2 separate regions of the Mus musculus genome follow, and region 1 is linked to region 2. Evidence: chromatin loops called from intact Hi-C (ENCODE). Cell type or tissue: heart. All regions are shown on one strand. Each heading gives the region's core, and the rest is flanking DNA. Links, peaks and the distances in the headings are about the cores only.

What was found. A loop is a pair of places that touch in the nucleus more often than their neighbours do. Peaks named below come from ENCODE experiments on the same cell type or tissue, not always from the same donor. Only the 100,000 strongest peaks of a DNase experiment are listed, where the experiment ranks them.
Region 1: a loop joins it to region 2, with 6 times the contacts of the local background. A loop is called at or near these places in 20 of 42 quality-filtered maps.

Annotation. Positions count from the first base shown.
Region 1 is chr3:20,506,780-20,513,108 of GRCm38, forward strand. No RefSeq gene overlaps it. Among named protein-coding and RNA genes, the nearest start is that of Gm31466, 3.7 kb to the left of the region's middle. In heart, for the core only: a CTCF peak has its summit at 2,628 (motif pointing left); no DNase peak of the experiment used is centred there.
Region 2 is chr3:20,253,195-20,258,194 of GRCm38, forward strand. All of the region lies in intron 9 of Cpb1 (carboxypeptidase B1 (tissue)), which reads right to left. Among named protein-coding and RNA genes, the nearest start is that of Cpa3, 14 kb to the left of the region's middle. In heart, for the core only: a CTCF peak has its summit at 2,135 (motif pointing right); no DNase peak of the experiment used is centred there; H3K27ac peaks cover 457 bases.

The DNA.
Region 1 (6,329 bases), core at 722-5,721, 250 kb after region 2:
CTGGCATTCCCCTATACCTGGGCATCCAGCCTTCACAGGGCCTCTCCTCCCACTGATGACCAACAAGGCCATCCTCTGATCACACGTGGATGGAGCCATGAGTTCCACCATGTGTACTCTTTGGTTGATGGTTTAGTCCCAGGGATCTCTGGGGGTACTGGTTGGTTCATATTGTTGTTCCTCCTATGGGGTTGCAAACCACTTCAGCTACTTGGGTCCTTTCTCTAGCTCCTCTATTGGGGGCCTTGTGCTCTGTCCAGTGGTTGGCTGACAGCATCCACCTCTGTATTTGTCAGGCACTGGTAGAGTCTCTCAGGAGACAGCTATATCAGGTTCTTGTCAGCAAGTACTTGTCAACAAGCAATAGTGTCTGGGTTTGGTGACAGTATATGTGATGGATGCCCAGGTGGGGCAGTCTCTGGATGGCCTTTCCTTCAGTCTCTGCTCCACACTTTGTCTCTGTATCTCCTCCCATCGTTATTTTGTTCCCCCTCTGAAAAGGATCAAAATATCCACACTTTGGTCTTCCTTCTTGAGTTTCATGTGGTCTGTGAATTGTATCTTGGGTAGTCTGAGATTCTGGGTTAATATCTACTTATCATTGAGTGCATACCTTATGTGTTTTTTTGTGATTGGGTTACCTCACTCAGGGTGATATTTTCTAGTTCCATCCATTTTCCTAAGACTTTCATGAAATCATTGTTTTTAATAGCTGAGTAGTACTCCATTGTGTAAATGTATCACATTTTCTGTATCCATTACACTGTTGAAGGCCTTCTGGGTTGTTTCCAGCTTCTGGCTATTTTAAATAAGGCTATTATAAATAAGGATCATATGTCCTTATTGGAGCATCTTCTGGGTATATGCCCAGGAGTGGCATTGCTGGATCCTCAGATAGTACTATGTCCAATATTCTGAGGAACCTCCAAACTGATTTCCAGAGTGGTTGTACCAACTTGTAATCCCACCAACTATGGAGGAGTGTCCCTCTTTCTCCACAACCTTGTCAGTATCTGCTGTCACCTGAGTTTTTGATCTTAGCCATTCTGACTGGTGTGAGGTGGAATCTCAGGGTTGTTTTGAGTTGCATTTCCCTGATGACTAAGGATGTTGAAAGTTTTCTTTAGGTGTTTCTCAGCCATTCAGTATTCCTCAGTTGAGAATTCTTTGTTTAGCTCCCTACCCCATTTTTAATAGGGTTCTGGTTACTGAGTGCATACTATGTAGCAGGCTCAGTAGCAAGTGCGGAGGATACAACATCAAGAGAGCCTTGCCCTCTTGGGAAGAACAGCCATTTGGAAGGCCAGGGCTGCAAAAGCCTGCCTCTGAGATTGTAATCTCTGGGTGCCCTTTCCCAGCCTCTTGGCCTGGCACCTCAGAAGAGTGATTTCTCTTGTGGACTTAAGGGCCTTCACTCAAGGAACAACCCTATCATGGGGTGGGGGGGGGGGGGGCGGGTGCGCTGTGTGTGCAGAGCTTACTGTATGTGTGCAGAGACAAACAGCAGCAGAATGCCAAAAGGCTTCAGAGAGAGGCATAGAGCCCTGCTTAGCAGAAGGGAAGAAGTGTTATTTGGCCTCCCAAGACCATTTCGAGTCTGTTTTTCTGTTTCACATCCTCTTACATTAGGTCATCCTGCCTCCATTTCCAGCCTGGGTTGTCTGCCTATCTCTTATTCCCCATCCCTACCCCGTACATCTCTTTCCTCTGTCCCATTTGACAGTCACCTTCTGGGGGACAGTAAGAGGGAGGGGGATAGAGATTATACCTGACTCTGCCTAGCACACAGTGTGCTCTCATGCAGGGAGGCTGACCCACAGAGAAGGTGCACGGTCCTCTGCTAAGACCCACCAGTGGGCAGGAAGGCCACATCCAGGTCTGAGCTGTGTTTCCAGCTTTCAGTCATGACACTTGGCCTGAGTGTAGGCCCACACTGTCACTTGGGACTCTCATTCATGAGATGATACATATGCCTGGAGGAGTGGGGCCAGGAGTGGAAGGAAGTGCCCAGAGAGAGCAAAAGTGTATTAAGCCCTAGTGGCAGTCCTAGGGGAAGGTTTTACTGTGCTCCTGACAGAGGCCAGGTGACCTTAAAGGTGACCCTATCCTCCTGGAAGTGTCCTTCCTTCTTCCTTCCTTCCTTCCTTCCTTCCTTCCTTCCTTCCTTCCTCCCTCCCTCCCTCCCTCCCTCCCTCCCTCCCTTCCTTCCTTCCTTCCTTCCTTCCTTCTTTCCCTTCTTTCTGGAACTCAGAGCTTGTATACCTGTGCTGTTGACTTACAAAGTTGTTCTAGGAAATAAATGAGAGCCCCCATGGTCTGTTTTTCCTCCACCTGCAACATGTGACAGGCACTGCACTAGGCAACAAGAATGCATAAAATAAAATAAAATAAAATTTTGCCTTCCAGAATCTCACAAACTACAATGGCACCCAGAAATCAATATTTCATTGCAGATGGGCCTGTCTTCAGACAGAGTTGGTGCCAGACACAAAGAGAGAACTCAGGCTCTGGTTCTAGCCTTTATTAACTAGAGTAATTTTCCCAGGGCATTCTCTGCCTCTGAGAAGGTGGCTCCACAAGGACTCAAGTGGTCCTGCTTAGAAGAGCGCGACTGCCCCCTGGTGGCCACATGCCTGATATCTCCAATACCAGCTCCACCCCTTCCATCCATTGTCTGAATCCTCCCATTCATCAAATAGGTATTGAGGCCCCCTTCTATGTACTGGAGGTTGGAGAGTGAAGAAGACCTCTTGTTAAGTGAATGAACACCCTATACTCTAGAAGAGGTCAGCAGGGGACTGTAGAATGTTAATATGTAAAGCAAAAATCTGCTAAAGTAGAGATTAGCCCAGGGTGTAATAGAAGCAAAAGAAGAGAGAGAAAGAGAGAGAGAGAGAGAGAGAGAGAGAGAGAGAGAGAGAGAGAGAGATAAAGAGAAGAGAAGAAAAGAGAAGGTTGCATTTCAGCTTCTAGATAAGCTATCTAAAAATAATCCCTTGAATCAGGCATGCATGGTGGAGTATATTTTATAATTCCAGATACCCAGGAGGCTGAGGTGGGAGGAATCAACTAATCTGGGCAATAGAATGAGACCTCATTTTAAAAACTCCTTAATTGGTATGGGTTGGTGTGCTTCACACATAATCAACCAATAATCAATAGTCCTTTGTCTATGTTTACAAAAATATTTTATTTATATTACCTAATGTATAGTTCTTGTAGTCCCACGTGGTGTTTACAATGGTCTATATCTTAAAGATGAGTAGTCCAAGGGTCAGAAAACCCAAATGATTTCCTCTAAGTTGCAATTTACTAATAGGCTTCTATCTAACCTATAAATCCCAGTTGGGCTGGATAGCCTTCTGGGAGGCAGTCACACTAGGCTACGGTTGCAGGTTGGGGTTGGTCACTTCTGCCACAGAATAGTTGGTGAACTGGGGAACTGGGCCATAATGCAGCTCTCTCCATCTTCCAGGGAGCAGAATTCTCTTCTGAAGTTGCACAGCAATGCCTGGTGAGCCTGACACACTGGCGATGACTTGCTTGTTAGCTAGACACATGGCCTTGAGTGACAGGCATGGGTTGCTGAGCTTGTTCCTGGCCACCACCAGCTTATGTGGGCAGAGCACAGGTTAGATCTCAGGGAAAGCACTGAACCGTAGAAGAGCTTTGAGGTCTGCGAGGCGCTGGTCTCATCCCCCATATCCTCTCCACAGTCAAGCACAAGGTACATATTCCCTGGTGCAGCCCATTGGTGCATGCCTTTAGGGAGGCAGAGGCAAGTAGATTTCTGAGTTCAAGGCCAGCTTGGTCCACAGAGAGAGTTCCAGGACAGCCATGACTACACAAAGAAACCATGTCTGGAGAGAAAGAGAGTGGGGCTGAGGCAGGGTGTCTAGCGTAGTTATTTAGAAACAGGCAAATGAAAATGATTCATAGCAAAATAACAGAGTACAAGCCTGGTAGCAACCTGGAAATCACCCACCATTGCGAGACTTGCAGATACAAAGGGGCCAAAGAGGAATGTGGGGCCCATTAGGTTTCTTCTTATCTTTCTATCCCAGAACTTATTTCAATGGATTCCTGCAGATTCTGTCCCCAGATCACCTCAGGAACCCCACTGCTCTGTGCTTAGAAATTCAGTTTTGTTTCCAGAGTGTTGTTCTCCCTCTCCCTCTCCCTCTCCCTCTCCCTCTCCCTCTCCCTCTCCCTCTCCCTCTCCCTCTCCCTCTCCCTCTCCCTCTCCCTCTCCCTCTCCCTCTCCCTCTCCCTCTCCTTCTCCCTCTCCCTCTCCTTCTCCCTCTCCCTCTCCTTCTCTCTCTCTTTCTCTCTCATGACAGAGTTGCAGTGTCTTATAGTCACTGGTAGGGTCTCTTGGGGTGAAGCTGGACCCCACACACATCTATGATGGTGGAGTTTGAGTGTTAATGGATATCTGTGTATAGTGGCCTGGTGGGAGGATATTCAGTTTAGAGAGAGTATTAAAACTTTAGGTTTTTTTTTTCCTCTCCTAGGGTTTTAGACCTAAGTATTCGCTAGTAAATTGACAATAGACATTCCAGGCAGGGCTATTCCAATGACCTCATGCAGGAGGTCCTTTAGACCAAATGTCTGGGCAAGAAGCAAGGCAGCCAGAGTCACTGAGTCTGCATGACCCAGTGCTGATGGGCACTTGTTCATACTTGAGCCATGTCATCTTCACTGCAGATAACACTTCTGTGAGCCAGCCCTTAGGTCATAAAGTCAAGAAGCAATAACATCCACACAAGAGCCTTCTAATGCCAGCATGGGGTGTTACAATGGCATCTTTGGGCTTTGCTGACTCTGAAGTGATGTGGAGTTCCCTTTGAAAGAGTGAAACATTCAGGAAGCCAAAAACCCAGAGGAGAGAAAGCAGGCATTGTGAGATAGGCAGAATATGACTGCTGTGGGGCCCAGTTTCTGGCTAGAACTGCCCATCCTAAGACACAATGACTGTTTCACATTCAGTTCTGCCTGTGTTCTCTGCAACCTCGTTTTCTAGGACCCCAATATTCCTCAGCTGGGGTATCTCCCAAGTCCTTGCTTCTAACAAGTTTACTGTTCCCATGTCCCTGCTAGGCAGGCATCCTAGTGTCCCGACTCCAGGAGAACTCTGTTTGGCTGGTGGTAGTAGCTCAGTGTGGTCACAAGCTCCTGAAGTAGTGTCATCTGCAGTGGGAATCAGGGAGGCAGGGCCAATCTGGTTCCTTTGACGAGTAGAGCAAAGGTAAAAGTGGGAGTGGAGGTGGGGGAGCTTGGCTGTAGAGTATCTGGGCTATACAGAAGGGTGTGTGTGGGGTGAAGCAGGAAGGCGAGGCTGGAGGTGGAGAGATGGCAGTACCCAGCCAGAGGAGGCCTTGGTACCTGTGTTCATCCACACCAAGGAAGAGTGGCGGGAAGTTCAGAGTTTAGGGGTCAGGGAAAGCACTCTGGAGATGAGCCCAGTGTGAGAAGCAAATAATTGGACTATACATTTTCCTTAGGGATGAAAGGGTGGATAAATGAAATGAAAATGCCTGGGCCATAGAAGGAAGCCAGCCCAGACCAGAAAAAAAAATTGAAGGTTATTTATAAGAGGAAAATGTCCTTTAAATAGGCAGCATTGGCTGACACTCTATACTCCTCGTGGATCCCTGGCATGGGACTAGTGGGCGAGGCTAGTTACTGTTGACTAGCATAACAGCAGCTGAGAGGTTTTCCAGAAAGTTCCCAGCCCCCAGGAAATGGTAGATGGAGGCAGGTAGGGGTTAATGTGTCTGAAATAAACTGAAGATTAATCCTCCTGGTACTTACTGCAGGTGAAAGGAGATACATTATTCGCACCATTCAGTGTAATAAGCAGGCGGACAGTGCCAAGCCAGGCCTCTTCAGCTGCATTTTACACGTAAGTCCTCTTCTTACCCCTCATGTCTAATCGTTTTTAGAACTTCTGGCTTAAGTCAGTATTTCAGGGCTCCATTCTTTATCTCCTGCAAAAATAAATGAGACCATACGTTCACTTCACGACATTTCCAATACTCTTACTTACCTTCACACAAACGTGATTAGGAAGAAAGGGGCTGGGAAATCAAGCACAGCAAGAAGGTGGGACTCTTTCCCACGCTCATGCCTTCAGATCTTCCAACGAGTGGGCTGGCTATGCAAAGGAGCAAAAGGAAGTCTGTGAAACACTCTCAGTTATTGGTGATTTGTGCACATTAGATGGATGCCTTAGAGCTGGTCAGGGCTCTTCTCTTCCATGGCCCACGTCTGTGCAGAAGTACCCACAGCCCTCCAGGTGCCTGCAAAATGGATTGCAATGAATGGGG
Region 2 (5,000 bases), core at 1-5,000:
AAAAGTTGGACTGTTACCTTCTGAGTAGAGATTACAGACTGTATGGAGGTGAACAGCTATATGTATTTATGGTTGATGGCTGTCATATTCAGATACTGACATTAATTACAAAGGAAGAAATCTATGGACCATTCTCTAATTTCATTTAAAGTCAAGAGACAGAAAAAAAGCCTGAATAAACATTCATCAGCCAAAATCCCATATTTAAAATTCCAATTATCTTAATAATATTTCTTGTAATCTTTCCTTTTGTAATGTTTAAATAATTTCACCAATATTATTCATTTATCTCCCCAATATCATCTGTTCACATTCACCACCACAGAATTTTCTAGCAGAATGGAATGCCATGTGGAACAGCACACTCAATGGGAATGTTCCAGATAAGCCAAATGACTGTTGAGAACTGTGGATAGAAGTGTCATTCTAGCACTCACCAGTGTTGTCAAGGAACAACACAGAAGAGAAGAGCCCACAATTCAAAACTCAGTTGACACTTTCTTTGGAACCTGACACTTGAGGAACAAGGGTCAAATAATGACTAATGTGCCCATGCCTTACACATTACAAAAAGTTCTTTCTAGGAGCTAGAAAGAAAATGCAGAGAGACTAAAGGAGCATGCCCAAGGGCATGCATCCAGGTATGGTTAACTTAAGCTATGACATCATCCACCTACCCTTCTTTTCTTCTTTTCCTAGCTTTCAAATATTTCAAAAGAAGTGTTGTTGGAACTGGTTTACTGATTTCCAAGAAGAAAGAAATTCTTGGAAAGAAATTAAATATTCATCAGCCTCGAAAAAGCTTTGCTATCTGTCAAGGGTCAACATAGCCCATATCAATCCTCAGCTACAAATTTCTTACCCTATCTTATGCAGGGTCACCTTTGTTTACTTAAGAGGAGCTATAGCAAAAGAAAGAGTCTAAAATGTCACATAGAACTCAAAGCATGAGGGACAAAAGAAAAAGTAGTGGGCTATTCATGGGGCCCTGGGCTGTTGGGGTCTGGTGGGGTGAATAAGTAGATGGAGCTCTTCTGTTTCAAAGACCCCTGTCCCCAGGTAACAGAGGATAAAGAAGTCCCTGCTTCATTGTGAAGCACAATACTCTCACTCTAATCTCTTGTACAGTGCCAGAGTAGGCACAGTGGCCTAATTGTCTGTAGTTCATTATCACAGCATGGAAAAATAGAACCCCCAACCAAACCTGAAGTATAAAATAAGTCTAATGGATTTAACTTAAAGACCAGAGTACCCTGTGGGTAACACATGTGATACTGGAGCCTCAAATTATCTCTAACAAAAGTTTCCTTCCTCCTGTCCTGTGATAATGCTAACTTATACCAAGGAACCAGTAAGAAATATTACTTTTATAATTGTGCTTAAGAAGGTCTTAAGATTTAAGCAGGCACCAAGGAGAAAGAATTCAGATGTGGGAAACATCCAGGTGATTCTAAGGAAGGTGGACCCTGATTGCAGTGAAGAAAGATGTCAGGGACACAACTGATTTAGGGCAGCTGGGCCTTGTCTTTCGCGCAGAGTTCAGGAGCAATGTGGGAGAGAGGAATGCTGTCATTGACATGAAGCAACTTGTTCTTCCAGTCGACCTGCATGTGTATTCCTCTCTAACATTCAAGGAAAACACCAAATGTGAGGCAGTTAGTTGTATTTGCAGTTCAGAGAGCTTTCCTTTTTATAAAAATGCATTTTAAAAATAAATAGTGTCTAACACAGGCACAGGGCAATCTTTAGCAGTTGAGATTTGCAGAACACTGTATATTAGTGTTGAAGAGGATATAAGATCCTGTAAAAGCCAAGAGGACTTATCGAGGAATGTGACTCTGCTCTTATCTTTGTTTAAAGCAGTTTCTCAACATCTGACCATTCTCTCCTCTCTCTCTCTCTCTCTCTCTCTCTCTCTCTCTCTCTCTCTCTCTCTCTCTTTCCCTCCCTCCCTCCCTCTCTCTCTCTCCTCCCTCCCTCTCCCTCTCCCCCCCCCCCCTCTCTCTCTCTCTCTCTCTGTGTGTGTGTGTTGGAGTGGGAGTAAGTTTCCTGGTATCCCGTATGATGTTTATCAGCATTCTCTGGCCTCTACCACAAGATGTCACTAAATGCCCATAGCACGTCCATCAAAACGTTTCACAAATACTACGCAATGTCTTCTTTAGGTAGAAGTAGGTAGCAAAATTAGTTCAAAGTGAGGAGTGATGAGCGTTTGTGGGAAATGTTTAAAAAGAAGACAGGTTTTAAAGGTGTCTTTAACTGATGACATTGCAGGTATGTCTTTAGGACCTTGGCTCCCAAAAATATCATCCCACCTGTGGGATTGATACATTTAGCAAAAATATTGGACTCCCAGTTAAATGTAAATTTCACATAAACTTAAAACATTGTTCCAGTATGATTGTACCTCATGAGGGATTGGAGACATGATCATAGTAAAAAGTGTTGTTTTATGGACTCCAAATTAAATGAGGAGTCATGTAACAGACCTGGCTACTATTCACCATATCACTATTTCCAGTCTTCTGTACGATGTCCAACTTATTGATTTGACTTAATCATCCACATTTTCTATCAAGAACACCCCTTAACCCTGTTTTTCGGTCTGACTTTTATTTGTTTTATTCTATACTTTCATTGCCCATTCCTTCCCTGCCCATCTGAATTATGTCTATTCATCAACTCTCAGAACAAGTTACATCTTTCTTTTTTGACTTACCTTCCCTCCTCTTTGTCTCTCTCTCCATCCCCTCATTCCCTTCCTTCCTTCCTTTCTCTTTTTCCTCCCTCCCTCCCTCCCTCCCTCCCTCCCTCCCTCCCTCCCTCCCTCCCTCCCTCCCGCCCTCTCTCTCTCTCTTTCTCCTTCCTTCCTTCCTTCCTTCCTTCCTTCCTTCCTTCCTTCCTTCCTTCCTTCCTTCCTTCTTTCCTTCTTTCTTCCTTTGAGTCAGTATCTCTCTACTTAGCTCAGGTGGTCTTAGTACTCATATAAATCAGGCTGGCCTTGAACTCACAGAGATTTGTCTGGCTCCACCTCCTTAGTGGGGAATTAAAGCCCTGTGCCACTGCTCCATCTCCTTTCTTATTGAATGCTACACATGTTGCCAGTTCCCTCTTGTGAATCACTTCAACTGTGTACAATAAAACTCCCAGTATTGTACATTATGGTTTTCTGACTCTGAATTTCAACAAGACCCTAATTTCTCAATTGGCAGGAGCCATAATTTATAGAAACTTAGTGTGTTCTCAAAGAAATTAGTCTTAAGTCAAGTTCAGTCAGTTATCTAGGTCCAGGAGGAGGATTTTATCAAGCCAAGAAGTCCCCTGAACTTTCTAATGGTGCATTGGCAACAAGTTTCTTTACTGTTTCATTTAAACCTTTTTGGGGCTTTTTAAAATTTGAAATGAGAAATTCTGAGAAAATATTTTAATTATATATTAATCACACATTAGTTTTATTATGCTAGCCTCCTGACTGTGTGTCTGTGGCCTTGCTAGACTAGTCACTAGGCAGGGACATGGTAACAGCTGTCATGAGTATGTACATAGTGTTGTAGTTGGCCACCCTCTAATCAGTATTCCTTCCCTTTCAGTGTTTACCTCTAACTGTGACCTGACAGTATTCACTGCTCAAGTGAGGTAACAGGATTCTTTCCTTTTCTTTTCTCTTTCCTTCATTCTTTCTTCCTTCCTTTCTCCCCTCCTCTCTTCCTTCCTTCCTTCCTTCCTTCCTTCCTTCCTTCCTTCCTTCCTTCCTTCCTTCCTCCCTCCCTTCCTTCCACCCTCCGTTCCTTTCTTCATTTCTATATTTTATGTTATTTATTTATGTTAGTCATTTATTTATTTTTTTTACAGACTCTCACGTATCCTTAGTTGTCTTGGAGCTTACTATGTAGACCAGATTGACCTTTAACTCATAGAGATCTGCTTACTTCTGCTTCCTCAGTGCTGTTGCTAGTGTATGCTTTCAGCTTTAGTGTAAACATTTAGTGTAAACATTCGGCTTTACAGGGTTCTATGTTTGTAGCTCGTTAACTAAAATTTTAATGAAGAGACAGTGAATGATATGCTGCCAAATTGGAAGGTATTTTAAATCTGTCATCACAGTTAATAGTTGTTCAGAGGATTGTTATTTTTTTCCTGGTTATTTTTCTGATTATCTTTCTCCTTTTGGATAAATACTCATCAAGAGAATAGTCTAGGACCCAAGATTATACCCTTAGAAGTCAGTGCTGCCAGGTATATAAGTAAAACTTTTATAATATCCAGGGTCAGAGGTAATTACAGGTTGGATGTAAAACTTTTCTCATGAATTTTCTCAAAAAATTGGGGCACTATTGTAGAATGCATAAAAAATATGGATTTTATATTGGTCAATATAATCAAATCGAACACCCAGACAAATCCATGTACCTATGAACACCTGATTTTTTTTTTTTTAAATAAAGAAGCCAGCAATACACACTGGAAACACGCATAGCATCTTTAACTAATGGTGCTGGTTAAAGAAGATGACAGCATGTAGAAATATACAAATAGATCCATAATTATCACCCTGCTCAAAACTCAACTCCAGATGGATCAAGACCTTAACATAAAACCAGACACATTGAACTTGGCAGAAGAAAAAGTGGAGAATAGCCTTGAACTCATTGGCATAGGAAAAGATTCTTTGAACAGAATGATGTTAGCATGTAAGCACTAGAATGAGCAATTAATAAATATGACTCATGAAACCGAGCAGTTTCTGCATGCCAAAGGACACTATTACTAGGGCAAAATGGCAGACTAGAGAATGGGAAAAGATTTTTACCAATTACACATCTGAATGAGAACTAATAGACAAATGTACACAAAATGTAAAAGGAACTCAAGAATCTAAATATCAAGAAAACAACTCAATTTAAAAAGGGATAAAGATCTAGTGTCTTTTTTTTTTTTTTAAAGACAGGGTTTCTCTGTGTAGCCCTGGCTGTTCTGGAACTCACTCTAGACCAGGCTGG